Linked DNA regions of Mus musculus: regions 2, 3, 4 and 5 are each linked to region 1. The links are chromatin loops, found by intact Hi-C in ENCODE. Cell type or tissue: heart. All regions are shown on one strand. Links, peaks and the distances in the headings refer to the core of each region. The heading gives the core; the rest is flanking DNA.

Region 1 (6,011 bases), core at 690-5,689:
GTGAAGTCTTTATCTGTCCTTTCCCCTCCCCCATGGCTGTAAATTTCTTGAAGGCAGTCTGCCCCGTAATTATCCTGTATCCCCAAACAACTTTTGGAATTTGATCTGCATATGTAATTGAACTATAAATATTGCCTATCATATCAAATTGAATATTTATCACATATTTAAAGTATTGTATTTTTAAAAATCTCTTGTATGTTACATATTCCCTCTTTACCCCAAGACAACAGTGGTCCTGGTGTCTCTCAGCTCTTCCCTACTGGATCTCTGTGTTTATTTCCTAAACATCGATGTGTGAAGCAATGTCTCTGTTCTCTTAGTACCTTCTTGTGAGAAACACAGACAATGAAACAAGTAAATATATAACACAATGACATGTGTTCTAAAGAAAGTAAGGTGACGGAATAGTGTGTGTGTGTGTGTGTGTGTGTGTGTGTGTGTCTAGTGGGTGAGGTGGGGAGAGGAGTTCTATTCTAGGTGGGATGGTGAAGGAGGATTTCTCAGAGAGGTATTAGAACAGAAACCTGTTTTAGAGTCAGGGAGGAGGAGAAAATGGCAAGGTCTGAAGGAAGAGTCCCAGCTGGAGGAGACAGCATGTGCTAGGCCAGCTAACCTGTTCTGAAATTAAAAGTATTTCTAACATAGCATGAAGAAGAATTGGGAGGAGTGGGATCTGAGAAGCCCAGAGAGAACACAGACCCTAAGACCTTGCGGTCTGGGAAGCACTTCAGGTCATGGGCTACTGAGAAAGGTTAGCCATGGGAACAGAAGAGGAAGGGAGATGACAGGCAGAGGCCTCTGACATGATGCAGGTGAGTTAGGTGAGCGTCAGAGCTTGGCTAAGGGTAGTACATGTGAAAGCTGTAACGGATGGCTGGAGTCTGGGAGCCTCTCAATTGCACTCTCTAAAGAACTGAACATGGAGAGGAGAGAGATGGGGGAGGGAGGGGAGAGAGAGAGAGAGAGAGAGAGAGAGAGAGAGAAGGAGGGAAGGAGGGAGAGAGAGAGAGAGATCAAGGAACCTTCCATATCAGCCAGCTTTAGAGCTCTCTGGCCCTATCAAGCTGCTGTACCCCTTCTCAAAACTCAGTTTCCTGGGTCATCTCCCTGGGCCTCCAATCTTGACCCTTTTCACTCCATAATCCCTTGTCTGTTCCCAGGTTTTCCCTTCTCCATCTTCCCAGATGCAGCCGGTGGCTTTCTCTTTCAGCCTTTGGCCTGCACCACCATAGCAGATTCCCAGCCCTGGGTTCTTTCTACGTCCCATATCTAGGGCTATGCAGAGAATGGTGCTAACTGCTAGACAGGGAGAGAAAGGCACAATTAAAAGAATTCCTTTGTCTCCCAGACTCAGAAGCCATGAGATGAAGTTAGTGTGAGTCGGAACCCGGTGGCCCCTCCAGGGGCTCAGCCGCAGGTTCAAGACTGAGCTGGGCAGGGTCTTTAGGGAAGCAAAGACATCAACAGAAAGGAAGGGCCAGAAGACCAGTCAGGAAATCCACCCTGTGCCGCCACCACCAACCACCCCATCCCCCCACCACCCCCAGCCCAGCCTCCACCCAATCCATCCACCGCCCCACCCCCATCTGCACATTAGTGGCTTGCTTCACAACGCTTTACAATTCAACTTCCAGTCCTCTCCTGAATTGGTCTGGAACAAGGCTGGTACTTTGGAGCCTTGGAAGACCCCTTCATCTCCATCAGAGAGCTCAACACAGATGGAGCCAGATGAAAAAAAACAGTAACGAGGATAGTTGGGATGGGGCACACTGAAGACAGAGCCTAAGAGTCTCAACCAAGGACAACCACTGGACGTGAAGGATCCCGGTCCCTGAATTTCCTACTTCAAGAGAGTCAGGAACTCTAGACTTTCCTAGAATCCTTCCTGATTTCTAATTCTTTTAAACGTTTATTATTTTGTGTGCATGTGTGGAGATCGAAGAACAACGTATAGGAGCCATTTTTCTCCTCTACCGTGTGTGTTCTGGATGTCACACTCAGGTCATGGGGACTGGCAGCAAACCCCCTTGCCCACTAAACCGTATCAACAGCCAAAGTTGAAAATTAGCGTGTTCTTCATTGTTGCTTTGGCAATCCTGGGGACTGAATAGCACCACCCACACACTAGGCAAGTACTCTACCACTGATATATACCCACAGACCCCTTTTGATTTTGAGTCAGGGGTACTAGGTTACCCACTCTGATCTAGAATCGCCTGAGGCTCCTGAGTAGCTGAGGTTGCAAGCTTGCCTGCCCCACAGACCCAGTGTTTAAATCAAATGCTGTGGGGAACAAAATTTATTATTGGGTAAGGTATGACCAAGAGATTCTGTAAGTTTGCGTCTTCCAGATCCACAGACCGTTACAATCAAAAAGGATCAATTATAAATTAAAACAGCAAAAAGTTCGAGTTTTAAGGAAAAACATACAGGGTTGTCTTCTGAAGTCATCCTGTCACATGAAAGAAAGTTGGGGGCCAAGCATTTTGTTTAAAGATAAGCAGACACAGACTAAGCCCCACCCCCACCCCTACCTCCCACCCCTCCACTGTTAGTGCGGACTGCTCTTCAATGGGCTAGTAAGTGTCCTGTGAAAAGAGCAGAGAGCCTCCTACCTCACACAGCTCAGCCTAAGCGAAGCTCGACGTGTGTGCCGAACAGTTCTCCCGAAAGTCAGCCTTCCTCAGTGATTACCCTCCTACACAGACAAGGATCCCCGGAGATGAGACTAGGAATAGCTTACACTGGCTGCCATCTGTCTTCCAACACACGGAGACTGTAATATCTTGAGACCAGGGTAGAGAGTGGGTAGTCCCCAAAGGCTTCGCCCACAGGTGGGTGCTCAGAACCTGGGGTGCGCCACCTAGCGTTACAGAAGTGAGTAGGTTTGCCTCCGGGAGCTCTGATGGCTGGATTATCCCAGAGGGCAAGTCTGGTTTTTTTGAGAGAACATTCTCCATTCTCCACAAAACTGAGCTTGCTTCTTTCATTCCTGATAGAGAACAGTGCTTCTAAAAGATAACGCAGGTGCCCAGGTCCACGTTTATTAACACCTAACTCTTTGTCAAGCTGTTTTGTTTTGTTTTGTTTTGAGATAGGTTCTTACTCTGTATCCCAGACTTCCTGGAACTCACTACGTGGTCCACGTTAACCTCGAACTTGAAGCAGTTCTTATGCCCCAAGTGCAAGGATTTCGAGTGTGAGCCTCCATTCTCAGCTATTTATCCTTTGTGGCCCGAGGTTCCTCTTTATAAATGTGGGCTACAGTAGAAGCCACCCTCAAGTGAGGTTGCAAGTGTTAGTGGTCTGATGAGTGGAAAGAACCTATGCCTCACGAACTATTCTCTATACTTCCGTGTACTGACCAGCCTCCAATGTGCAATGGGCCCAGAGGCAGAAATTCCAGCTTCCCATCCAGACGTTGATACTTAAGTGATGCTCTAAGAACCCTCTGGACCCCAACTTCTGCAAAATGAGGTTGCTTATACTAGCTAGAGAGTCTTAAACTGACTATGCATGAGCTACTGCAGACACAGTTAAAAGTATAGGTTCAATGGGTGGTGGTGGCGAACACCTTTAATCCCAGCATTCAGAGGCAGAGGCAGGCTGATCTCTAAGTTCAAAGCCAGCCTGGTCTACAGAGTCAGCGCCAGGGCTACATAGAGAAACCCTGTCTCATAAAACCAAAACAAGTACAGGTCCCCTGGCCAATCTAGAAGATTCTGTTTCTCAAGAGCTGATTGAAACTTGGCTTCAGAAGACTTTTAAAGGCCAAAACATTGGGATGTGCTGGCTATGGATTGAATGTGATTCCTTGAAAATTGGCTGCCAGTGGCATACTGTTGAGAGGTTGTGGGACCATGAAGAGGTAATTAGATCATGGGTCTCCACTTCTATGAGGGGGTCATATCACAGGAACGAAAGCAGGCTGCGTAAAGCTCGCTGCTTGCCCTCTAGCTCTGTCTCCCACAAAAGCTTTGTGGCACATTCCCGTTCCCACTCCCACTCTACTTTGTCAACACGTACATATGTCACAGGACCCTCACCAGAAGCCCATGTCAATGCCACTGTCTTAGATCCCCAAAACCACAAGCTAAATGAAAAAATTTCAATCATCCAGTCCTTTTTTATCCCCTGATAGTGGTGGGGGGTATATGCCTCACTATATAAACCAAGCTGTCTTCAAACTCACAAAAATCCACCTGGCTCTGCCTCCTGAGTGCTGGGATTAAGGGTGCATGTGGCTGTCTTTTGCTACTTTGTGGGTTCTTCTTTCTTCCTCCCTTCTCCACCCTTTCAATCCCCAAACACTAGATAGGAGAGAAAAAGGAAAAAAGGCAGTGTTATCGTTAGACTACTTCCTGCTGATTTGGGGCAAGTTTGATCTTCAACATCAGGATATTTATATTCTTTCTTCTCCTTCTCTTCCTCCTCCTCCTCCTCCTCCTCCTCCTCCTCCTCCTCCTCCTCCTTTTCTTCTTCACACATGACTTCTTAAACCTCTAACAGCAGCAACCAACCACCAACCCACTACCTGCTCTCGGGGCCCTAACATTTATATACCCTCTGAAAAGTCCCTAGGTTTCCAAATGTCACACAATTGCAAAAACTGTCTGCAGCTGGCAAATTCACGCCCCTGCTAGAGCATGAAGCATCGGAGTTGCTGTGGACAGTCTGAAGCAGCCCCACATCCTACACCTGGGATTAAAAGGAAAACACATTCTTATAGTGTTTCTGTGGTTTTTTTTTTTTAAAAAAGCAACCGATATTTCAAAATTGTCACTACAGGTGTGTGCCACTGGTTTATCACGTAGCCTGGTTTATCACGTAGTCTTAGGAGGTATTTTACAGCAATGGAAAGACTGAAAACAGATTGCCAATCACATCCTCTCTGGTTTGACTTAAGGAGCCCTCTCGGTTACATAGCATCACCTGGAGCCAAAAAATCAAAAAAGCCAGTGTTAGTCCCAAGTATAGTCTAGAGAACATCCTTGCTCCCAGCCTCAAACATTGAGCATTTGATCGGTCCCTGTACTGGCTGGTTTTGTGTGTCAATTTGACACAGGCTGGAGTTATCACAGAGAAAGGAGCTTCAGTTGGGGAAATGCCTCCACAAGATCCAGCTGTAAGGCATTTTCTCAACTAGTGATCAAGGGGGAAAGGCCCCTTGTGGGTGGGACCATCTCTGGGCTGGTAGTCTTGGGTTCTATAAGAGAGCAGGCTGAGCAAGCCGGAGGAAGCAAGCCAGTAAAGAACATCTTTCCATGGTTCTGCATCAGCTCCTGCTTTCTGACCTGCTTGAGTTCCAGTCCTGCATCCTTTGGTGATCAACAGCAGTATGGAAATGTAAGCTGAATAAACCCTTTCCTCCCCAACTTGCTTCTTGGTCATGATGTTTGTGCAGGAATAGAAACCCTGACTAAGACAGTCCCCGTTCCCGAATCACAATCTCAGCATATCCTCTTTTGTTTTGTTTGTAACCTAACAGCCTTAGATCACCTCCTTAGTACACCCAGCTCTTCCCTTTGTGAGATTCCTCCCTTTGCTAAAATACTGGAGAGGCCCTAGAGGCTGCGGGTAGGCTAGACGCCACGCTGCTTGTCATGTCAAGAGTGACTTCCCGGCATTAGATTGGCTGATCCCCAAGCTTTCTCTGCTCCGCGTCGCAGGGCTGCTGGGCTGAGTGCCCATGCTGGCTGCCACTTTCAGCCATGCCGTGGTCCAGGTGAAGAACTCTGAAGAATTTTGTCTTGGTCTCTCTGGTAAGGAAAAAACCTTGGATCACAATGCCTCTCCTTGTACACAGGGGGGTGTATCAGCACAGGTCTGGGATTTCTAAGAATCCCAACCTTGAGTGCAAAGCCTAGCAGAACCTTTGGATGGGGTGATTTTTCTGAGACATCTGTTACCCCATGATCGCCAGGGCTGTCTGGGCTGATTTGGCTGGCATGCTGCCTCTCCCCGTAAAAGAGTGCAAAGACTTTGGCAAAACCTCCCCCAAATATACA
Region 2 (6,011 bases), core at 482-5,481, 57 kb after region 1:
AAGAGCACTGGCTGCTATCCGAAAGGACCTGGATTAAATTCCCAGCACCCACAAGGGTACTCACAACTGTCTGTAACTCCAGTTGCAGGGGATCTGACACCCTCCTCTGGCCTCTGAGGACACTAGACTCACACGTGGTGCACAGACACACATACCAAATCCCGCACAGCTTAGTCCTGGCACCCTGCCTGGTAGAGAAGGAACGATAAAAGACAAACTCTAAAGAAATGGCAGACATCCTTCTTAGAATTGGGAACAAAACACCCATGGAAGGAGTTACAGAGACAAAGTTTGGAGCTGAGACGAAAGGATGGACCATCTAGAGACTGCCACACCCGGGGATCCATCCCATAATCAGCCTCCAAACGCTGACACCATTGCATATGCCAGCAAGATTTTGCTGAAAGGACCCAGATATATCTGTCTCTTGTGAGACTATGCTAGTGCCTGGCAAACACAGAAGTGGATGCTCACAGTCAGCTATTGGATGGATCACAGGGCCCCCAATGGAGGAGCTAGAGAAAGTACTTAAGGAGCTGAAAGGGCCTGCAGTCCTATAGGCGGAACAACAATATGAACTAACCAGTACCCCTGGAGATCGTGTCTCTGGCTGCATATGTAGCAGAAGATGGCCTAGTCGGCCATCATTGGGAAGAGAGGCCCCTTGGTCTTGCAAATTTTATATGCCCCAGTATAGGGGAATGCCAGGGCCAAGAAGTAGGAGTGGGTGGGTAGGGGGGTGGGGAGGGGAGGGGAGGGCATTTGGATAGCATTTGAAATGTAAATGAAGAAAATACCTAATAAACAAAAAATAAAAAATAAAAATCTTCTTTTAAAAAGGATATAGACAGGTATGAAATTGTCTAAAAAGGAATAAAATATATTTTAAAATATTAAAAAAGAAGAAGAAGAAGAAGAAGAAGAAGAAGAAGAAGAAGAAGAAGAAGAAGAAGAAGAAGAAGAAGAAGAAGAAGAAATGGCAGACATGCATACAGAAAAACTGAGGTCAGGTAGGCTGTGCACACTCTGATAGAGTGAGTCTACGAGCTACTATAACAACCCAGAACCTCACTACATTTATTATCTAGAGCACGGGAGAGGGGTTAGTTACGGTTGGTAGGGGGTGTCTATAGGCAAGCAGTCTCAAGGCTGTAAACACAAGGGAGGAGGAAGCTGAAGTTGCCAGGTTTTGTACACACGAGTCACATATTTGGGTAAAGGAAGGCTTTGCCTTTCCAAACCTGCCCTGGAGGAAAGACATCCCCAGTTTCTCTTAGGTCGATTCCATGTCCTTGACATGGCCAACCCAGGTCACTCGGTACCCACTCCTTCGGGACTTCAGTCTCTCGGGACTTCACCCATTCCCTATATATAATAGATGCAGGCAAAGCACCCATAAACATAAAATAATTAATTTTTAAATGATTAACATTAAAAGTTTCACAGGTAAGCACCTCATTTGTGTCCCCTGTTTCCTTTCTTATCCCAAGCTGACTTGCCTACTAATCCACATGTGCAGACTCAGAGAGGAAGCCCCTGGGGTGGCTAGCTGGCTCATTCACAGGAAGAGGCGGGGCCCAGATAAACCCTTCCCAGCATACCTCCGTGCACGCTTCTCTCATCGAGGTCCACCAGGTCTCCACTGCCCCCATTACTCCACTCATCTTCCGAATGCATCACCGATCATGTCTCCTGGATGCCACAGCCCAAATCACCTTCCTGTCTCTGGAGGCAGCCCACAGACATATTCAGGGGTGCCCTCCTAACCCTGTGTCTCTCAACCCAATTCAATTTGTAATCAAGACTGTTTGTGTCAGATAATGTGTGCTATGTAGAAAAGCAGAATTCTGCCACCTCACATGGGTACTGAGAACCGAACTTGGGTCCTCTGGGAGAGTAGTGAGTGCTCTTGTCTTTCCAGTTGCAAGAGCTTGTTTCTTGTTTATCCACCAGCCTGGTGCTGTGTTGTCCAGGTACCAAACCCCCAGTCTGGTGGTTTCTCCATTGTACTGTCTGGTTTTGTGTGTCAGCTTGACACCAGCTGGAGTTATCACAGAGAAAGGAGCTTCAGTTGGGGAGGTGCTTCCACGAAATCCAGCTGTAAGGCATTTTCTCACTGGGTGGTCAAGGAGGGAGGGCCCATTGTGGGTGGTGCCATCCCTGGGCTGGTAGTCTTGGGTTCTAAAAGAGAGCAGGCTGAGCAAGCCAGGTGAGGCAAGCCAGTAAGTAATGTCCCTCTCTGGCCTCTGCATCAGCCCCTGCTTCCTGACCTGCTTGAGTTCCAGTCCTGACTTCCTTTGGTGATCATCAGCAATGTGGAAGTGTAAGCTGAATAAACCCTTTCCTCCTTGCTTCTTGGTCACGATGTTTGTGCAGGAATAGAAACCCTGACTAAGACACCTAATTACAAGGAACTCCAAGTCCTTCCTACCAAACAAACAGATATAAAGTAAGAGAAAACACCGGAGGTCTTGTTAGTTTTTTGTTCTGTTTTGTTGAAAGACCTTCCTGTCCTCTTACCCCCAAAGCATCACTTTTTGTCACGACTGAGTGAGGAAAGCAGTCACCTCTGAATGTCAGGGAACCCGGCTGAGTGGCTGCCTCCAGCAGGAAGGCCAATCAGGGTCAGGCATTTTTAGTGGTCCATGAGCCACCTCTGCCTCTTGGTGGACAGATGTGTGGCAGTGTGGGAGCTCATGAGAAGGTAGGAGTGTCTGAGGGAGAGGGAGCCAGGAGGATCCTGCAGACTATAGAGTCTCGTGGTTGTTGGTGGCAGCTAATGGAGGCCTCTGCTGGTCACTCAAAGGATTTGCGGTATTTCTATGAACCAGGATGCCATTTGTGGGCTTTGAGCATTGATGGTGGGAAGAAGAGATCACAAAAGAAGCTTGACGTGTGGGAGGAAAGTGTGGCGCCTACCCTCTGCGATAGCTAATCCTGGAAATCAACTTGACTGCCTCTGGAATCAGCTGGAACTCAAGCGGCTGGGCATGGGACGCTTTTCTTAATTGGATCATTTGAGGTGGGAAGGCCCACCATAGAGATGGGCCACACTTATTGGTGGTAGTCCACATAAGAGGCCTTGATTAAAGGAAGCTTTTGCTTTTTTGCCTGCTTTAATAAGAGTTCTTAAATGCTTCAACCTCCCTTCTAGCCCACCTACCAGAAGAAGGGGAAAAGAAAGGTTAATAGGAAACGGGGTGGGGGTGGGGTGGGGGGTGGAGCTGTTTAGAAGTAGTTCTTTGGGGGCGATTCTAATCTTCGCATTGTCAGGATATCAGCAGTCCAGTCCAAAACACCACACATGAATCAGTAGCCATGGCTCGATCCAGAAGACGTCTTGAGGCTCTGCTGAGTCACCATGAGTTTGTAGAAGGGGCAAGAAGCAGCTGGAATCCCACGTGAAATTCTCTGGCTCGTTTCTCCATACAAAGTCATGACACCTGAAGACCACTCAAGACCAGCAAAGTGTTGCAAGGTGAGCCAATGCAAGAGCATCCTCTTAACTCTCTGTGACGTTATATTTATAGTCTTTCTAAATGTCACGTGACCGCTCAAACATCCACTACGGCAAAACATCACATGCCCTTCCAGAAAAACATCACATGACACAGCCGAGTCTCCAAAGAAACCAACAATTTCCACTTCAGCTTGCTCTCACTCTCCTTAGCAGGTGTTAGAACTCACTTTCTCGGGATTCCAATGTAGACTGAAGACCAGCAGCTCTCTGGGATTCCCTGGGACTCGAGTACCAGACCAAGATTGCTGAGACATTCCAGTCTTGTGGACTGAACAATTACTGGCCTTTCTGTCAGGAGATAACCATTGTTGGGTCAGTCAGCAACAGCCTGTAAACCACTGTAATAAATTCCTATTAAATATATTTGTATTCATTCCACCAATTTTGCTCCTTTTTAGAGAACCCTGACTAATACACCTCCCCACAGAGGAACATAGCACAGCCTAACCCTATGCTGCCTACCTGTCACCTGACAAGACAGGGGCTAGCGTACTATCTACCAACGTTCATCTGTTAGCATTGTAGAATTTGCAGGTATTGTAAGACATCTGTTGCAACCACCCAGCTCTATTGCTGGAGTGCAAAGACAGCCATAATAGCTATGTCAGTGACTGCCGTGTTCAGATAAAATTTTATTTAGAAAAACGGGCAGCCTGTGCAATCAAAGGTTGCTGCTCCTTGATAAATGAGTCCCGGTGTGTGCTGTGGTGGTTTTCTGTCACCATACATTTAGTTAAGGCATTGGTGGTAGTCACAGAAACCAGGCAAGAGCTTGGGACATTGTCATTTCTTAAAAGTTTGTGCAACAGCCACTTCCCATGAATCGAAATTTCTTGTAGCAACACTGTGGTTTGAGGATGAATCACAGCTTCCCACTGTCTGTAAGCAAGTTGTCTCTTGATAAAGGAAATGGCTCTTGGCAGGGCCTTTTTATGATAGTTCAGGCTCACCAGCTATTCTTCTAGAACTAAATACCTTTATTATGTGTAATTAGGACAACAACCGAGAAAAGATGCAAATGTGTTCCGTACATCTTCCTTGCCACAGCTGGGAGTGTTGTGACCTTTTCAAAGAGGAGGTTTGCACAGAAGCACACTTCACATGTGTGGAAGGGGAAGGCAGGAGGGGGAGGTAGGGAGGAGAAATGGAAGCTAAAAGGAAGAAGCAAAAGGGCGAGAGGCCGGCAGGGCGGGGTCCAGGCACTCAGTTCAGCTGGTGCTCACCCAGCAATCCTCTGTCCCCAAGTAAAGAGGATCAAACGATACAGGCCACCATCTCCAACTACCACTGGCTCTTTCTTTTCTGGAATTCCTTCCATCCCTTTGCAGGGTGGAGCTGATGGTTTAACTAGGCAAAGCAATGGAAATAAGAGGAAGAGATGGTAGATGAAAGGGTTGGTTCTTGCCTTTCCTTTCTGACAAGGAATGGGAGTCCGCCAACGTCATCGTCTAGAAGTTTCTTTTATATTGAAAATACCCAAGTGTGGTCACTGGCGTGCACCTAGAGTGACCAAAGAATGAAATGATTCCTCTTTCTCTTCCTCCTCCTCTTCCCTTTCTCTTCCTTTTTCTTCCTCCTCTTCCCCCTTCCTCTTCTACCTCCTCCTCTTCCTCCTCAAGACAAGGTCTCATTATGCAACCCTAGATCCCAAGAACTTCCAATATAGACTAAACTGGCATTGAACTCAGAGATCCACCTACCTCTGTATCTTCCCCGCCCCACACCCCCCATGCACCCCCCACACACACACACACACACCGTGCTGGGATTAAAGGTGGGGCAGTGATGTGCCTGCAGCATGTTGGCTGAGAACTTGAGCTTATGAGTAAGCCTAACACTGGTCTCTAACCTGCTTTCCCACTCCCCATGAGCAAGCTAGCTCCTGATTGGCACCGGTCCTTGGCTCCTCAGTGCAGGTGCCACTGTGCCCATCTCATAGAGTAGCTATGAGAAAGAGGGGAGCCACTGGAGATGAAGTGGTTGCACAATGCTCTGCTCAGACAAATTTCTGGCTTTGCTTCTCAGAGTGCCCTGCCCCATGATGCAGAAACAGAAACAGGCCACAGAGTTGTCCACTCTTCTGTCTCCCACGAGGGTTTCCTTGCTTCTAAGGGACACTACCTAAAGGGACTCGAGAAAGGGACAAAGTAGAAACAAAAGGAGACAAAGGCCACCCACTAGACTTCCATCTCCCTCCAACACTGCCTGGGCTGCTAATTGCGATTCCATGTTAGGTAGCAATGAACCTTTTCCAGGCTGGCTTATAGCTTGAGTGCTCATAAAGACATTGTTAAATGGCTTAGGATCATCAAGAGGGCCCAGATCTGCCTGTTGTCGCTGTTTGTTTGCCATTTGTCCTTTTGCTTTCTGACCACTTCCTGTCTGGAATGCGGACATGGTGGCTGGAGTTCCAGCAGCTTTGAAGTGTCCTTGAGGTTAGGAGCCATATACTGCTACTAATGATGACAAAGAGAAACAAGACAGAAGCCTG
Region 3 (6,011 bases), core at 425-5,424, 67 kb after region 1:
ACTGCAGGAACAGATGAACGCACACTCCTGGAATATGATACAATAAGCGGCTTCATTAGGGAGACAGTTTATGTGGCAGAAGAGATAATAGCACGCAAGACGGGAAATGCAAAAATAAATTAGTCTACGGGAAAACACCAATTTGAAAATATTTCGTAATGCCTGATTTGTGTGATTTGTGAGAAACCTCTCCATGGTCGACATGCATGGAATTCTCTCTTTAGGAGAACTTAAAAATAGGTCAGGTCAGCCCCGATGGATTGGACAGGTTAAGGTGTGAGTTTCCTCTGTGGGAGAGAGCCCAGCTGGGTATTTTCAGGGTCTCCCATTAGCCTGTGATCCTAAGATTCCACTTATGGGCACTTTCTATGTCTGTCATTTTTAAAGCTGGTTAACTTGGTGGCTTCATTATTTCCCATCCCCTCCCAATTCCCCACGGGGGCTCTAACTAAATCAGACCACATTTGGAGTCTGTGTTTCTCTCTGGGCAGCACATTTCAAAGGGCCATTGGCCTGTTCCACCTTCAGAGAGCAGAGCCAAGACAAATGGGTGGAAGTCGCTCAGAGACACATTTTGACTCCATATAAGAAAGCCTCGTCCCGAGGACGGGAGGAGGTAGTGGGTGCTCCGGGAACACCAGGGGAAATGATGTCTCAAAGGCTCATGTAGGTTTCTTTAAAACCTCGCTAATGTCCAGACTCAAGTACTAGATCTATGGAGCCCAACAGAAACTGTCCACTGTTCGGAGGCGCCTTCTCCGCCATCCTCCCTACAGGGGCCATTGATGTGAGTGACCTCCGACCGGTGCCAGACAACCAAGAAGTTTTCTGCCATCCTGTGACCGACCAGAGTCTGATCATAGAACTTCTGGAGCTGCAGGCCCACGTGCAGGGCGAAGCGGCTGCGCGGTACCATTTTGAGGACGTTGGCCGGGTGCAGGGGGCTAGGGCTGTGCACGTGCTATCTGTGCAGCCTCTCTGTTTGGAGAACTTATCCCTGAGAGGATGCTGTCAGGATGCCTGGTCCCTTTCTGGCAAGCAGCAGGTAGCTAAAGAAAACCAGCAGGTAGCAAAGGATGTCACACTGCATCAGGCCTTGCTGCGGCTGCCCCGGTGTCACAGCAGGTCTCTTGGCCCTGAAAATCTGTCATGTCCACCTTGGAGCCTGAGTAACTTTGAACAGCTGGTAACTAGTTTGACTCTTCATGATCCCAACCTCTTTGGTCCCCAGTAAAGATCGTTGAGACACAACGTGCTACTGAGGACTCGGGGACCCAGTTCTGAGAGGGGGAGTTTCTTTCTGCTTCTTCCCTGGATGTAAACATAAGACACTTCCTCTGCAGAAATAAACTTGCTTTATGAAGAAAAAAAAAAAAAAAAAAAAAAAAAAAAGAAAGCCTCGTCCCTCCCTAGCCCCTCCCTCGTTCAGAACCTCTCACACAAAGCCAGGCCTGCTTTCTGAGGCATTGCTCCCAGGGACTGAAACGCGGGCGCATGGGGTATTCGAATAGCTGTCAACGTTGTTCCGGAAGAGATTTTTTTTTTCCCCTGAAGTTTCCTTCCAGTTCTGACACTGTGTGATTGATTGGTTGATTGTCTGCCTTCTCATGGTGTTTTACCAAGTCAACAACTACTTTTTACTTCTTTGATCTTGACTATTACCTTCACCCGTTCCTACTGGGAAAGAAAAACAGTTGGCCAAAAATAACACGGAATGACAGTATTCATCATGTTTCTTATTTCTGTGACCAAATATATGGCACAGGCAACTTGAGGAAGGGTTTGTGGGCTGAGGGATACAGTTCGTCGGGTGCGGGGAGGCATGGTGGCGGAGTGTGAGGCGGCTGGTCACACTGAACCCACCATCAGAGAGATGAATGCTTCTTCTTTTCCCTATTTTTTGGTACTGTGGGACCCCAGTTGATGAGATGAGGCCACCCCCATTCAGGGTGGGTCACTCTTCCTCAGTTCTACCTCTCTGCTAATGACCTCAGTGTCACACCCAGAGGTGGACCTTCTAGGTGATTCTACATCTGTTGAGGTTGACAGTGGAGAAGTACCACCATACCGCCCTACATGCATAGTAACAGGGCTTGGCCTCAGGCCTGCCTGTCCTGGAAGCTGCTCACCTTCCCAGCTTCCTTTGAGTCCCTGCCCCATCTTCGTTCTCCTGGTTCCAGCTCTCCTAACCTTAGCCCCCTTTGCCTTGCTCCTCCAGCTGTTTGTCGCTTGCCCTTCTGCCTTGGGCCAGTGCTCTTTCTTGGCTTGGAGAAGGTTCATGCCCCTTCCACCCCTGTCATCCCAGGCAGGTGGCACTTGAGACCCCTTGATGCTACTGACAAGATCACATCTGCCTACTGTAATCTTTTCTTTTGTAATGTAATAAAAAGAGGTGGGTTGCCCTGACAATTGAATTAAATCTATTCCTAAAATTCTCTAGCAGGGAACAGGTGAGTGTTTTAGGCCCCTGGAAGCCTGTGCTGGGATGACTTAGAGTGGAAAGCAGACTACTCATGTGCTGAATGCCAAGCACTGTGGGTGCCTCTTGCCCTTCACAGATGGGCCTCCTGCTGCCTTGAAAGGCAAGCCTTTTGCCGCCTGTCAAAACTCTGGTCATTCAGCAAAAGCATGCACAGAGACCTTTAGAAGCCTTCACGGTCTATGAGGATGGAGTTTCTCCTTCTTCATAGTTGAGCCTCCAGGGCACCTTTTCTAAACACCCACCATTAATGCAGGCACAGCACCATGGGGTGTGTGCAGGCACACACACACACACACACACACACACACACACACACACACACACGTTTGTCCTTACTTTGGCATCTAAGCCCTTGTTACATGCATATCTTTGCATGCCCACTCCCTGTCATAGTACCTGGTAATATTAGCACCTTGCAAGATCCAGAAATAAACTTTTTGGGGGGATCAAAACCCATCTAACCAGTCTGTTCACCCAGCATGCTCCTGGCTTGCTATTCTTCCTTCAATTAAAAAATAGTAATAATAAAGACATCCTTGTAGGTGTGCTTTAGGTAGGGAAAACCCCAAGAGAGGGTCCTGGACTCCCAGGTGCTAATGAGGAGGAAGGGATGAAGGGGAGAGAAGGGCAGAAGGGACCACACTGAAGACCGGCTGGACCTTCCTCTCTGCTGAAAGTTGGAGAGTAGCTGGAAGTGGAGGGGTGTGAGGATGGGTCATGAGAGTTCCATGCTCAGGCTTTTACTGCCGTGCACAATTATCCGACAGAAACAATTTCGGGAAGAGATGGTTTATTTTGGCACAGGTCTCAGAGGGATTTCAGTCTCCTGTGGTGGGGAAGTCATGGCAGCTGGCTGGCCACTCTACTACCTCCGGAGCCTAAGACAGAGGCTTCTCACAGGTGGAGACCAGGAGGCAGAGCTTGCAGGCCGGAACTGTCAAAGCCTGCCTCTAAGCCTTTCAGTCTTAAGGACAGATTCCGACAGCCAGGTCTCATTAGTTTAAGGCGCTGAGACCTTCCAAACAGCGCCACCAGCTGGCAAGAGGAGCTCACTGCAGAGCCTGCGGGGGGAGTCATTTCACATTCAAGCTCAACTCTGTTGCTTAGCTTAAGAAAGTTGGGCCTCCCCTCCCTCCCTCCCTCCCTCCCTCCCTCCCTCCCTCCCTCCCTCCCTCCCTCCCTCCCTCCCTCCATCCCTCCATCCCTCCTTCCTTCCTTGCGTCCCTCCCTCCCTTGGCTCCTTGAGCTCACCAGCTTGAGCCAGTGTAGGCCAGGACTGTTCCTGGAGCCCGTGATGTGCTTGTGTTCTGGAATGCTTGAGAATCAAAGCAGCTAGCTAGCTTGTCCTCCTGGTGTCTACGCCACTTCCCTCAAGTTGTGCTTAGTTTTTAATTGCTCCATTTCTTCCCTTTGTTTTCCTAGTTAAAGGCCACCAAAGAGTGGAATTGGGCATTTCAGCCGTTTGTGGTCACCGTTCATTTCATGGTCCTGTGCATTTATTAACTCTTATTTCCTCTCTATAATCTCCCTTTCCCCCTGATATTTGTAAAAGCGCATCTTATTCTCCTTAATTGCATTGCTGGCATGATCTAATTCCTATTTTCCCCTTCCGTATCTTTGCTTTAACTGGCGCTACATTCCCTGTTTTTCTCCCTTTCTCTTTGCAGACACAAATGTTATTTCTTTCCCTCCAGATCTCCTTCAGTCTTCAGGGAGATCATGTTGATTGTATTTTGCTTCTCATTTAGAAAAAGTCCCCGACTGAATTTTAATTATGTGTGGGTCCCTACTTGCCCAAAAAACACCCAGCCCCAGTCTAGAGTCAAACAAAGTGCTCCAAGTCCCTCTGTAGCAGGGGCAGGCGACTCCTCTGAGTCCCTCTAGTCCCTCCCAGGGGCTTCAGGTCCCTCCAGTCCCTCTGCGGCAGGGGCAGGCAGGCGACTCCTTCCGGTTTACTGCCTGGATGGAAAGCTGAGCCTGGGGCAAGGAGGAAGAAAGGAGGCTGCCTGTCTGATGGCTTCCTTTCAGCTGCTGTGCACAGACTGGGGTGAAACTAATGACAGAAAGATCTAGATGCCCAGCGGGCTCTGCCTGGTAGATAATTAGGTGTTCATCGGCAGTGACGAGGTCACTCAACTTCCCGTTTGTTGGTAGCAGGTCTGAGCATCCATCTGAATGCTGGCCATTTTGCCATCTGTGACTCAAGCCACCACAACCCCAGCACCCCTGTGTATTTTGCCCGTCCCCTCATTTGGCTCCTATCTTCTTCTGTTGTGACCCCATGGCTACTTGTGTATCTCTTTTACCTATCCAAAATTTAATCCCCCTCCTTACTCTTTTGCAACATAAATGAGTTTTGGATTCCATAGTCCCCATGGCTATTAGCCTGGCTACCTGTTATTCTACAAACATCCGTACTCCCATCCCCACTCTTCCTTCAACCCCCATGTGTGACAACCATCAGTTGACACCACATTGGACATCCCCATTAAACACCCCAGGCCAACATGAGCATGGGGTGGCCATTCATCCTCCTCCCTCGATTGACACCTCTGGTTTCTCTCCTCATTATCTCTGCCTCCCTCCCACCCGCCAAACCCACTCGCCACCCCTGTCACCTAGCCTTAGGGAAGCTGACTTTGTCTGTAATCTAGGAACCACAGGTGAGGATCAGACAGAATATAGTCAGCAGGGTTCTATCCTCAAACTATCCTCCTTGGGCCAGGGTGAGCATGTGACAGATTCGGGCCAACCCCACTCAAGAGGGCATTATTGCGGACATCTAGAACAAAAAGCTTCTATTTTGTAAACATAAAACAGCTCTCACCTCAGAAGGAATAAAAGATAATTTGCCAGTCTAATATCTAATATTGGTGACCATGGCCTTGGGACATGGATTCAATCAGACAGTCTTGGACAGTGTGTTCTAATGAATGGAAATGGTTTCATAGTTACCAAAAAAACAACAACAACAACAACAAGCCATAGGTCAATGTTGAACACACTGGTGGAAGTTCAAGGCATATTCTAACAAAACAAGTACGTCTCTGTTCTAGGTTTCAGATGTTGTCTGAGGTCATTCTTATCTTTTGGGCTGGTATATGCTAGCAAACTATTAATTCATTCCAACCTGTGTCACCAATAGTCGAAGGATGTGAGGCCAGAGGTGAGCACTGAATAACTATTAAATGGACTGAAGATAGCCCAATATAAATTAGTCCTGGATCTGTAACATTGCAACTCACCACAATCTCGGGCTTCTAGTCAATTTATCAGCCATATAGAATCCGTTACACAGGTGTGGCTGCCCCACTCTACCCTCCCCAGGAACTTCAGGTCGCATTAGTCTTCTGAGAGAACTTCCAGACAGGTCTGAGCTGACAGTAGACATCTTTAGCACCATATGTGAAGAGCTGAAAATGAAGTCAGAGTAGAATACCAATAGACACGGGAGAACAGAGCTTTGATCTTACCGCCTCCACTCATGTCATGCTTGAGCCCCACCCCTGCATCTCATCCACAGGCTAAT
Region 4 (6,011 bases), core at 370-5,369, 91 kb before region 1:
CCTGAACCCACCCAAACCCACCCACCCAAGAGCCCCAGGAACCTCTTCCATAAGGGTGGCCTTCACTGCTCAGGATAAAGGGAAAGTGACCAGAAGGTGCCCTCAAGCCCTTAGCCAGCTGTGACCTTCCAGTCCCTGCTCTGCTTACACTCTCTCCCATTCTGAGTAGACAACCAGTCCCCTGCCTCTGTGCCTTTCATCCCCAGCCACTGCTCTGTGCACAAGCCCCACAGCATGTCTTAAAAGCCAACAACATTTTTCTTTGTCCCCAAAACACCCAACATTTATCCTTGGTTATATGTGCCTAATAAAGGCAACTAGACCTGGGGGGGGGGGGGTGTCAGGCTGGGACTATTTCCCCTAGACAGCTGTGTCCATGGGGCTGGTCCTGAACTGACACTATGACAGGACAAAGGTGTCATTCCATATTCTCAGACGTGCACCCTCGGATCCTTTCTCCTCCCTGGCTGTCCCCGTTCCTGCAGAGAGAAGTGTCATGCTTGACCCTGCACAGCTGAGAGAATGAGGGAACACTTACTCTGTGAGCAGGACTCTCTGCTGTCCAGACAGACACCAAGCATGTTTGTCAAGTTGTGAACATGAAGCATGCATTTTGCCATCATCTTCCTGACCGTCAGGTGGGGGCCCAGTCACGTAGGCATGTGATCTATGTACCACGTCTCAATTTGGCCTTAAAAGCTTAAATGTCTTTCTGCCAGGGAGTTCCTGGGAATCCACTGATGCCCTGCCCCATGAAGCCTACTTTACATCACCTGTAGATCCTGGGAACCGGGCAGGTGCAAGGTGTGGCTCAGAATGTGAGAAAATAAATTCTCTCCCCCATCCTTGACAGTCAGAAAGGCAGGAGGGGCCAGACTGCATGTACCAGGCAGCTGTCAGAACTTTGCCTTGGAGCTAGGAAAGGAACAAGGACCAAGTCTGGGGGGGTGGGGCTTGGTAAGCATGTCACCTGGCTGGACATAACTGGATTGCCGGCTCCGTCTTCACAGTGAGCAAGCTGGCTTGGAGAAGATAAATGGCTTACCCGAGACGCAGTGAGGGGCTGAGTCTAAAGGCTCCCCCTTGGCCCACACAGGAATGGACTGAGATGAATGGGGTTCTGGGAACGAGCTACAAGAGCTGTCTGTACAGGCAGAGGCAAGCCGCAGAAAGGACGGCGCCATCTCCCGGGGTGGGGGGGAAGTGCCTTGGGTCATGGTCTCCATGTACTGGCTGAGGATGGACCTGTTAGACCTTCTGTGTACTCTGACCCGTGAGCAGCGCCAGCTCCTTCATTAGGAGATAGGCCATGTTCTCACGAAGCACCTCAGGATGGATGTGCCGACGGGCCCTGCCTAGCAGACATCATGAATCAGAAGTGGCTTCCGATGCCCCATAATGAATTCAGCAGAGAGCCAACGAGCTCCTTTCACGCGCCGGAACGGTCTCTACTTCCCTTTCTAAAAGGATTGCTTGGTGTGCGTGCCTCCTGTGACTGGTGTTGTGTGGTCCAGCTGTCCCTTCTTGTCACTGTGGGTAATTGTGGATGAGAAGGTTAAGATGGCCCAGGCAGCCCAGACGACACTTTGTGGCATGCCACTTTGTTGCCCTGGGCTTTAGTTTTACCAAACACTTGGAACTATAAAGTATAGGGATGTGGGACATAGTGACAGACACAGCCCTTTAAGGCCCCACACACAGACGGTCATTTTCATCATACGCCTCACAGGCAGGTACATGTTCACTTAACCAAGGGCTTAATAGGGGTAATCTTACTATACAATACTCTACTTCCCTTTTTAAAATTTAGCTCCTGGTAGAAATAGGGCATTCTGGGTGGAGGGAATCATGCATAACAGGGAACCATTTTGTGGGTACCCAAGAAATAAACAGCCATGTTTTCACCTCATAAGCAAAAATAACACATTTAAGACTTAACGTGGAACCCTTGTGGGCACCTGAGGGATAAGCAGTTGCAGTTTTAACTTGTGGCTAAGCAAGCAAGCAGCTGAAGGTAGGTGATAAGAAGAACGCAGCAAATAGGGCTGGGTGCAGAGGACAGCATAGGGCTGAGCCTTGGGGATGCGGGATGGAAAAGGGAGGTGGAAGGGAGGGAGGGGTAGGGAGGGGAAAGGAAGGGAGGGAAGGAAGAGGGGGGACCTCCTCTACTTTCTGCCTTCTGTCCCCCCTCCTCTGCTTGTCCTATGAACTCCAAAGACCCAACTAAGTGTGGTCACCTCTAGGGCTTGCAATATTCCAATGTTTCTCAGTTGGCATCTGTCAATCACCCACAGTAGTAACTGGTGTCCAAGTCTCACCACCTGGACTGTCCATCTCCTATTCTCATGCCTGTTGTCCACTTCCATTCATGAGCATTAGCGGGGCTTGGGAAGGGCAGTTGGGTCTCGGCAGCAGAGGCCCTGTGAGCTGGAAGGCTATTCTCACTGGTGTCTTCTTACCCCAAATTTCCCACCAAAGGAAAACTAGTCACATAACCCATAGCAAAGCCAGCTTCCCAGTCTGCCTAGCAGGCCCGGGGGGCACCTGTGTCACAGCTCCAGGGCTGCACTCTTAACTGGTAGGTGTAGAGTTGTGATACATTTCAGCATGTGGCAAAAGTGTCTTGAGAAAGTTTTTTTTTATCATTTATACAAAAAAACATAATTTAGGTTGGGTGAGGGCATGCATAGAAAAGCTACAGCGTGTAAAACTTGAATCTGGTACATCAGTGCCAAGAGCAAAACTCCAGGCCACCCACTGAGCACAGTCCCACAGCAGGAGGTGGCTGCTTCAGTGAGGGGTAGGAGGCCATCAGACTCCAGAAAATGTAAACAGCGTATTGTCAACATAATTTACTACAGGTCTCTGCAGTGTATATAAAACGTCTTTGTGCAGTGGCTTACAAATAGCTTCTCCTTTAAAAAAAAAAAAAGAAACAAACCAACAGTTCTCTACTTCATGCACGGATAGTCTTCTTACCCCATCTCTGTCTTCAACATGAACGCAGAGACACCATTGTTGGAAACAAATATGAAGACTTGCTACAGAAACACACCGATGAGAGAGGGTGTGGTCATATAGTGTCCTGGGACAGGCCTAGCACAGTGGAGATGCTCATAAATGTGACACTGGAGAGGACAGATGTCAGGAGTCTCTCTTGAGTACTCTGATCTCGGAGGACAAAAGCCTCAACAGACAATATGCAGTGAAGCCTTCTAGCCACTTGAGGGCGCCATCACCATTTATCCGACAACACATGTCCATAGACCCAGCCACAGAGAGGTCCTGAGGGTTTTGGATTTTTCTTTTTCTTTTCTGTTTTTTTGTTTTTGTTTTGTTTTGTTTTGTTTTCATAGAAAGCTCAGAGTTTAAACTTTGATTGCATACCCCAGCCCTGCAGAAAATACACGCAAAAAACGGTTGTTAAAATACTGACATAGATTTCTTTGCTCCTTGCAAACGTCCTGCGGTTGCTTTGCATATTTACTTGAGTCTTCTGCTGCTACAGAGCTGATCTGAAATCTTAATCCAGGCCAGCCCTCTGGCGTCAATCTTCCCTCATTGACTCAGCCTAAAACTCAGGAGTCAGCAACTACCCACCAAGAGCCCACACCCATGAATCGAAGGAACAGAACAAAAGACATTCTTTCTTCGTGACTGAGCCAATTTGGTCCCTCTGATGTGTTCGTGCAGCAAAAATGAGAATCAGCAGGGCAGGCACAGGAGGATTAAGGTGGCGCTGCCTGGACACTTCTCAGAGAACAAGAGGGCCAGGAAGGATTGTCAGGCTGCATCTTGCCTCCTGCCCTCTCTGCTCAGCACACGGCCCACACCTAGCAGACTCCTCGGAAGGATCCATAACAGCCTGGCCCAATGACCTGGAAGTCCTGCAGCCTTTGTGTTGTCTGTTTATTCTCAGGACAAGGCTTTGCAGAAATCACTCCTTAAATTTACTTCCACAATCCTGGGTACCTTTTGCCAAGGGGCTCTCTCTTGGGACTCAGGATGCAAATTCCCCAGAGAAGATGTGGCCACTGAAGGATGGGGAAGAGAGGGGTCACGAGACCCTCAGAGTGACAAAAGGGAGGATTTACAATTGATGAGGCTCCAGGGCAGCTAAGCATCTGGCTTAACAGAGTGGAGGCAGTGGAGTTCAGATTTGGGGGCTGAAAATTAAAAGCCACCAGTACAACCAAACAACATAAACATACACGCGCGCACGCACACACACACACACACACACTCTAACAAAGGAAAGTGACAGCTCCTGTTCTGAGTTGTCTGCTGAAAGCAGGGGGACAACAAGAATGGCAAAGGGCTGTGCCTGGTCCTATCCGAGGACAATATCTCCATGGCACTGAGATTCGGGAAGAGCTGCGATGGATAAGGATGCCCTCACCGTCTCCGAGGAAAGGCTCACTGGAAGGAAGACAGAGGGAAGCACTCCTCCAACCTCTCAACCAGGCTCTAAGACGCCCTCCCACGCTCCACTCTGCTAAGCTCAGTGTAGCAGCTCAGCACACTCCACTGGGCCTGTGCACAGGGGCCACTTTGGCCATAATGCTCCCTCCACTCAGGGCAGCCCCTTCAGGCTTCACTAGACATGTCCCCTTGAAAATTTGGCAAAGCACCTACAGAAGAAAGCTACCTGCCCAGGGGTAAGTCAAGAGACCAAGCTTGCCAAAGCCAAGCCAACAACCACCCGTCCCCCCCTCATCCCCAGTCATTGCCTTTGATCAGGGCAACCCTCAGAAACTGGGTGCCGCCTGGAGCCCTTGACCCTTCCTTCAGGTTGGCTCGTTTATTATTATTTTTTTTTTTTTCTTTTTTGGCAATGATGGGACTGAGCCTTTTTGCCTCCCTGACGGACTGGTTGGCTGGCCACCATCTGCTCCTAATAGGGTCCTGCAGGGTTTCTTCTGCACATGTGCAGTCAGTCCTTTGAAGCGAAATTCAATGCTTTCATCTTGACTATAAAGTGGTTCCAACAACTCCGGCTGAAGGAAGAGATAAGATACAAATTGGGCCCACGCTACACATATTTTTCAAGTCTTGCTAAGAAAGTAAAAAAAAAAAAAAAAAAAAAAAGAAAAAAAAAGAAAAAATGTTTGGGTATATTTTGATCCACGGGTGGCATTTTCAAATGTGCAAAAACAAAAATGTCTTGGAAGAGAATCCTTGTTACTATGAAGGCGTCTTCCTCTTGCTTATCAGTTGTGAGAGAAACTCTTCCACAACATTATGGGATCCAAAAGGAGAGGACCCAAGGGGCTTAAAAGAGTACATTACACAGCACAGGAAACCCCATAGCACCGATCTGAGAACATGAGTTAGATTGGCGAGTAGATGCGGCACCTGGAGCTACGCACTAAGTTACCAAAACCAAAAACTAGGAACCTAGGATGTTGGCATCATGACACCTGGGTGTGATCAGCTAACCAGGGCTGCCGCCCAGAGGCAACCATCACCTCGACCGGAAGCTTCCAACAAGTTCCAGGTCTGACTGGCTCCTGCAGAGAAACTGCAGAGTTCAGGTGCTGTCGCCTGTCCAATCACAGAGCACGAAGCAATGAGGAAAAGCCCAGAGGGCTCCCCTGACCCGACCCTGCCATGGGCAACGTCTGCTGGGAGTGGGCAGCCTCTTTAGTCAATGGCTCCCGGGTGGATGCTGAGCACCGGAGGCTCCAGGCAAGTCGGGGAGTAGTTCAGGTGAGGCTCCTTGATCCACAACAGGGGCACCCCGTTCTTCCCCTCTGAGTTCTTGCTGGAGTTCCGGCTTTTGAAGCGCACCAGCAGAATGGTGATGATGAGGATGCCAAAGATGGGGAAAGGGTAGAAGAAGACAAAGTAGAAGAGGGCATCGTTGGAGCAGATGAGCGACTGCAGGGTTGAACCTGGAAGGCAGCAAGGAACCATGAGGATGAAGCCTGGACTCTGTGCGCCTGCTCCCTGCTCCTGAGAGCTCTCCTGACCTGATGAAACTACCCCAGACACCCTCCTAGTCCTCCCCT
Region 5 (6,011 bases), core at 309-5,308, 410 kb after region 1:
GGTAATAGAAAAAGGGAAAAGGTCTAACATGCTAAGTAAGACTCAGTAAAGTGCAGTTTTCCTTGGGAAGAGCAGGGAAGTCCATATAGATGGGAGAAGTTATTCGTCATGAATATTAAAGGGTAAATAGAAAGTTACCAGTCATTAGATAGTCTTTTAAAGGAACACATTGCATTGGGATACCAAGGCGTGACATAACATGACCACTTCAAGAATTGGCTTGGTGGTTTGGCCAAGAAGGCAGGGGTTATACACACATGATGGTTTTTATGTAATAGTCTATGTTTTAGAATTTATGTGTTCTAAGTCTCTGTCCCCAATCAAAGGCTATCGAAATACTTGGCATCCTTGTTAAAAAAAAAAAAAAAAAAAACTGACCCTAAGTTTGTGTCCGTGCCTGAGGTGGTTAGTTTTTGTCCGTTGCTTCATTTACATGTTCTGTGTGGTTGTTATATGAAATAGTCTGTCTTCCAGCTTCTTCAAGATTGTGCTGGAAATGTGGGATCGTTGTGTTTGCATATCAAATATAGATTCAACCTCTTAAATTTCTACAGAAAACTCTGTTGAGGTTGCATAACTTACACAGGCAGCTTTGAGAGAACAGACATCAATATTGGCTTTTCCAGGCTGTGAGCACGGTGCATAGTACAACTTTAAATTTTTCTCTCAGTGTTTCTGAATAATTTCCATTATGCAGCTCTTACACTCCTTTTCCAAAGTGTATTCCTCTGGTTATGTTTCTGCTGCTGTTGTAAATGGAATGTTTGTCGTTCTGTATGTAGGAAGGGGGTGTGTGCCTCTGTATATTTGTATATGTTTGGATGTGTGCGGGTGCTGTGTGAGGCCAGAGGTTGGTGTTGAGTGAGTCTCTTGGTCACCCTCCACTTCACTTACTGACCTTGGAACTCACCTGTTTGCAAGCCTCGATAGGTGACAGCTTGTCTTAGGGACACTTTGCCTGTGCCTCCTGAGTGCTAGGATGACAGGTCGGCTACCAAACCCACCTGTATTTTAAGTGGGTTCTTTGGTTTTCACACTTGCAAGGAAGCACTTTATTCATTAAGACAGCTCCCTAGCCTATAAATGTGATTAAAATAGATAGATGGGGGGGGGGGAGAGAAATTGATTGATTGATTGATTGATTGGGAGAGTGATTGTTTTCTGTTAGTAGAGTCAGGCTGGCAAATCTTTATTAGGTTCAGTCCTGTTCCCCTGACACTTAAGATCACTTGTCTCTTGATACAGAAACACCAACCTCTATAGGTGGTAGATAGCAACCAGTGGCTTTCTAATTTGCATTAAAAGAACCATGGAGGTTCAAAAGTGGAGACTGAGGAAAAGTGCTTTGAGATAATAGCTGCCAAAGAACTGAGCCGCATGGCACCTTGTTATCCTGTGCCTTCCATGCCCGACTGCAGTAGTTGGTCTCAGTAGCTGGTTTACAGGTGGGTGTAAGTCTGCTCTTCGAGAGGTTGGGAAGGGAATCTGAGTTCCAGTGGTTGCTGGGATTCAAACCCAGCTCCAGCCACTGAACACAGCTGCTTTCTCTGAGTGACAGCTTGAATTGAGGTGGTGAGGCTGAGTGCAGTTAGGCTGAGAGAGCTGGGACGGCATGCCATCGCCTGGCGGTACGTCCAGGGTGTACCTTGCTCCATCTCTCATCTGCGACAGCGATGGTGGGGCTCCAGAAAGACCCTAGGTTGTGAACAGTTAGCTGTGTGATACCATTTGGAGTTTGCTAGTATTTCTTGTATGTTTAGCTACTTCCTTTTTCAGACAGTATTGTGGCCCCTCTTCTGGCGCACACAATATCTGGTTATCCTTTTTCTGTTTGGCAGCCATTGCTGGTCTCTCTCCTTTGTCCTTCATACAGGGAAAAAAAAAGAGTAAACCAGGGCATCCTTTCGGGTATCATATCATTTTGATTCTTGACTTCCAGCCCTAAAAATGTCCTCTGCAGGGGCTGGAGTGATGGCTTAGATACGCTGCTAGCTGTGCAAGCATGAAGACCTGAATTCAGATCTTCAGCACCACGTAAAAACCAGGGGTGACCAGCTAGGGCTGTGGTGAGGCCTGCCCCCTCCTTCTCTCTCTCTCTCTCTCTCTCTCTTTCTCTCATTACGAGTTTAGATTGATGCTTAGTGGTTAAGAGCACTTGGTGCTCTTGAATAAGCCTTGGGATTCTGTTCCCATTACCCATAATATCATGCAGTGCACAACAAAATTGCAGGCCTGAATCGAATTCCAGGGAATCCAGTGCCATCTTCTGGCCCCTTCAGGCACTACATGTATAAATGCAGGCAAGATGCTCATGCGTACACAAAATCAATAAAAACCCGTAAAAGATGAAGCTCTTTAACATTTGTACCTTAATTACCTGTTTCATACTCCATTAGGCTGTTCTTCCGATGTGCTAGAACCAAGGCGGAGGGGAAGCAGTGGTGTGGAAACGTCCCATGGCGGCAGGTAGGCATTGCCCATGTGTCTTCCGCCCACAGAAAGCACCCCAGTCTGTAAGATTGCTGCTGTCCGTCACACTGCCGCTAAGCGCCCTGAAGGGTTTTGTGGCTGCTCATTCAAAGAGCCACTGCTGTGGTCAAAGTTTGATTACTTACCTTCTGTTTTACACAAATGTCTTCCAGTGTCATAAAAGCAGCCAGTATCCTCCTACTTAGGGAAGAAAGACTAACAGCCTCATCTTTTTTTAGATCAGTATTGACTTGATTTTGATATAAGCTAAATGTAATGCCTCGGTTCCTAGACTATAAAAGACTATATATATATATATATATATATATATATATAGACTATAAAAGAGGCCCTATTCTTGTGTAGTACATGGGGACTTGATCTGGGGAACAGGCAACACTCGTAAATAGAGAAATCCACATTGTGGCTGTGGATTCCTTGTGAATTTGGCATTTTTCCTTTTTAAATGCAGAAGCCATACTAGGCACGGACTGTACTTACTGTGTTTCCCTTTCCTCCAAAAGGACATTTTAGATACAAGGCAGCCCTATTTTATATTATAATGTCTATTTTCATTATCTATAGGATCCTAACCCTAAAGAACTCTCTGTAACCAGTAAGCCTCAGCAGCCATCTGAGTCACAGCTTCACTCTCCCAGCCAGCCGAGAAACCCATTTAGGGTGCTTAACAAGAATCAAAAAACACTCGAACGAAAACAGTTTGTCGAAGAAGGTGAGAGAAAGACAGCTGATAAGAAGCTGAGAGAAAACAATGAGCAGCTCTTGGATCAAAGGAAAGAACAGAAGCCCAAATCTAACAGCAGGATGGAGAAGGACCCCTCATCTGACCTGGTGGCAACTAGACAGTCTGGAGGTGACAGGGAAGAACAAGAGAAATCAAAGTTCCAGCCCAAAACTAAGAAAGCTGAAGGAATGGCTTCCAAGCAAGGCCATGGAGAGGTGCTTCAAGGAATACCCAAGGGTCCTCACATGTCAGAGAGTGAGAGTCGAGGGGTCCCGAACAAGCCAGAGACTCTGAGAGAAAAGGAAACCCAGCTTTTGGTGCCAAGTGTTCCTGGTCAGAACCCAGAAAGCAAGGTCCAGAAAGAGGGACACGTCAGCAGGGAGCCCCTCAAGAACGGGGAGGCCCCTAGTGCACAGGTCACCCAGAGGGGGCTCGCTCAGGGGCCTCTCCAGGGACCATCCAAGACTTGGAGGCCTGTTCCTGAAGCACCAGCAGCACCTGAGCTTTGCTCGGGAATGGCCCACCATGCCACCTCCAGCAGTGAGGACAGCGAAGATGATGGTGTTTCCAGTAGGCCGGGGTCCCCACTTCTCTTTGACTCGACTGTGGACTCACAGAAGAAGGGGAGCCTTCAGCATTCTGACCAGAGTGTGCAGAGACAGATGCCTGCTGCTTCAGGTGTTTCCAAGAAGGGAGATTCCTCTGACCCAGCAGCCCAGCGTGCAAACCTAACAACACAGCTGAAACAAAAGAAGGTGAGTCTGCAGTGTATACTGCCCTGGCAGAAGACCCCAGTTCGGGTCCAACACCCATGCCAGCTGGCTTCAAACCCCCTGTAACCTCAGCTCCAGGGTTCTGACAGCCTCTCTTCGCCTCGGCACCTTCACTCACATTTACATACTTATCCACAGTTTCTGTGCATACAGATACACATAATGAAAACAAACCAAAACAGCAGGCCAGTCTTGACTTGTGCTTTGTCTCTAAGGCAGTGGTTTTCAGCCTGTGAGTTGGAACCTTGTTGGGAGTCAATTGACCCTTTCACAGGGATTGCCTATGACTGTCAGAAAACAGACATTTGTATTATGATTCATAGCAGTAGTAAAATTATAGTTATAAAGTAGCAGTGAAATAATGTTATGGTTGGGAGTCACCACATTATGAAGAACTGTGCTAAAGGGTTGAAGCATTAGGAAGGATGAGAACCACTGCCCTAGGGTCAGGGTGTTCCTGTGGGCAGCTGGGAGCTGCTCGCAGAGTTGAGTACATTCCTGAGAGGGCTTTCTAGGGGACTGCTTAATACCTGCCTTTCCTGTGTAGACGTAGGCTTAGTGTGCTAGCTCGGATCTTATTTTGCTTTTTAATCCTGGTTTTTACATTCATAATTAGAAGATCATTTTGAGTTTTGTCATAGTAAGCCAAATTTAAAAGTTTGAAGCTGTCCTTTAATAACTTGAGAGGCCAGTTGTGTTTGACAGGATCTGTTTTTTAGGGTACCCTGGCTGCAGTGAACATCCAGGCTCTCCCTGATAAGGGTGAGAAGTTGCTTAAGCAAATCCAGGCTTTGGAGGACGCACTCAGTGCTCTGGCTCTCTCCCCAGAACAAGGTATGATGGGGTTTGCCCTAGAACTCAGTGTTTGTGAACGTGTCAGACACATTCCGAGAAAGGTTGAGTTCATTTTTTCTGCCTTATTGTTGGCTTCCAGGCGTTCTCCTAGTGATATGTGCTGGTGTTTGTCACAGCGCTCCTGCACGCTGTGCTCTGAGAACAGCTGAAGCTCAGGCTTCTCTGGGAGCCTCCACGGGCTGCATTTGCTTAGGGTCTTCACTTGCTTGTCTCCCTTCAGTCTGTTTTCCCTTGTGTGTTGAACAGGAACTAAAGAGAAGTGCAGCGCTCAGGAACCAGAGCAGAGCAACATCACCAAAGCTGCTGCTGCCCCTCTCCACTTGGTACCTCCCCAGCCCCTTCCCAGGCCCCTCATCCAGCCTGCAAGCTCTCTAGGACTAAAGGCAGGCCGCCAGGAAACTCCTGAGGGAGCCAGCCAGTGCTCAGGAGGTAAGGTTCAAAGGACTTAGCCCTGCTGTGGCAAGCTGATAAGTTATGTGCTGCCCAGCAGATATTTGCAGCCACTCGAAGGGGAAGCCGTTTATTCTTGGATTGAAAGTTGCACGTGTGTTAGATATCTGATTCTCTGTAGAGCTTTGAATAGTTGTTTTCAGACTATGAAGCTAGGGGCTGGTTACTGCCTTATGCCACCATAAGCCCACCCACCAACCCAGAAGTCGATACATAGGATACACAGACAGTATTGCGTATGAAAACCAACTTATTACTATGAGGCAGGTAGCTAGCAGGTAACATTTTTATTTCCCTGTATGAAAGATGGGGGGATGGGTCAGGCATGCCTAGAGGCAGAGAAGAATGACCTAAGTGGTGACCCGTGCCTTCAGACACATAAAAAGTAGTAACTCCCTAGTTAGCTAGATTTCTGTTGCTAACTTCCAGACAACTTTGCAGGTCCCTAGGAGAGTCTTGGTTGTTTTGTTTTGTTTTGTTTTGTTTTGTTTTAAGGTTTTCTTGGTTTTATTTGTTTTTTGAAAGAGGGTCTCACCTGTTTCAGAAGGCTGGCCGGGAACTTGCTGTATGGACCAGGTTGGCCTCCAAGCATTAGGTAAAGGAGTGACCCCCCACGCCCAGCGCCGAGATAGAGCCTCGGGGGTGCTGTCTGATGACTGGGTTTGCAGGCAGGAGATTGGAGGTGAAAGGGGGCTGGCAGCAACAAGGAAAGCAGTGGC

Evidence for each region. Hi-C counts contacts between places; a loop is a spot of excess contacts. Peaks named below come from ENCODE experiments on the same cell type or tissue, not always from the same donor. Only the 100,000 strongest peaks of a DNase experiment are listed, where the experiment ranks them.
Region 2: a loop joins it to region 1, with 2.2 times the contacts of the local background. A loop is called at or near these places in 13 of 42 quality-filtered maps.
Region 3: a loop joins it to region 1, with 2.3 times the contacts of the local background. A loop is called at or near these places in 12 of 42 quality-filtered maps.
Region 4: a loop joins it to region 1, with 7 times the contacts of the local background. A loop is called at or near these places in 19 of 42 quality-filtered maps.
Region 5: it touches region 1 in a loop (2.4-fold over the local background); 2 of 42 quality-filtered maps call a loop at or near these places.

Annotation. Positions count from the first base shown.
Region 1 is chr3:101,369,347-101,375,357 of GRCm38, reverse strand. No RefSeq gene overlaps it. Among named protein-coding and RNA genes, the nearest start is that of Igsf3, 4.8 kb to the left of the region's middle. In heart, for the core only: a CTCF peak has its summit at 2,872; a DNase peak (open chromatin) is centred at 2,817; H3K4me3 peaks cover 346 bases; H3K27ac peaks cover 450 bases.
Region 2 is chr3:101,311,912-101,317,922 of GRCm38, reverse strand. No RefSeq gene overlaps it. Among named protein-coding and RNA genes, the nearest start is that of Gm32803, 18 kb to the right of the region's middle. In heart, for the core only: a CTCF peak has its summit at 2,792 (motif pointing left); no DNase peak of the experiment used is centred there.
Region 3 is chr3:101,301,784-101,307,794 of GRCm38, reverse strand. It overlaps the pseudogene Gm10355. Among named protein-coding and RNA genes, the nearest start is that of Gm32803, 8.2 kb to the right of the region's middle. In heart, for the core only: a CTCF peak has its summit at 3,508 (motif pointing left); a DNase peak (open chromatin) is centred at 3,514.
Region 4 is chr3:101,459,670-101,465,680 of GRCm38, reverse strand. Igsf3 (immunoglobulin superfamily, member 3) reads right to left here. Exons shown (of 11, transcript NM_207205.2): 11 at 2,621-5,894. The coding sequence ends at 5,644. Among named protein-coding and RNA genes, the nearest start is that of Gm40109, 45 kb to the left of the region's middle. In heart, for the core only: a CTCF peak has its summit at 3,225 (motif pointing right); no DNase peak of the experiment used is centred there.
Region 5 is chr3:100,960,511-100,966,521 of GRCm38, reverse strand. Ttf2 (transcription termination factor, RNA polymerase II) reads left to right here. Exons shown (of 23, transcript NM_001013026.2): 4 at 2,397-2,466; 5 at 3,055-3,969; 6 at 4,707-4,821; 7 at 5,089-5,271. Among named protein-coding and RNA genes, the nearest start is that of Ttf2, 6.1 kb to the left of the region's middle. In heart, for the core only: a CTCF peak has its summit at 2,281 (motif pointing left); no DNase peak of the experiment used is centred there; H3K27ac peaks cover 404 bases.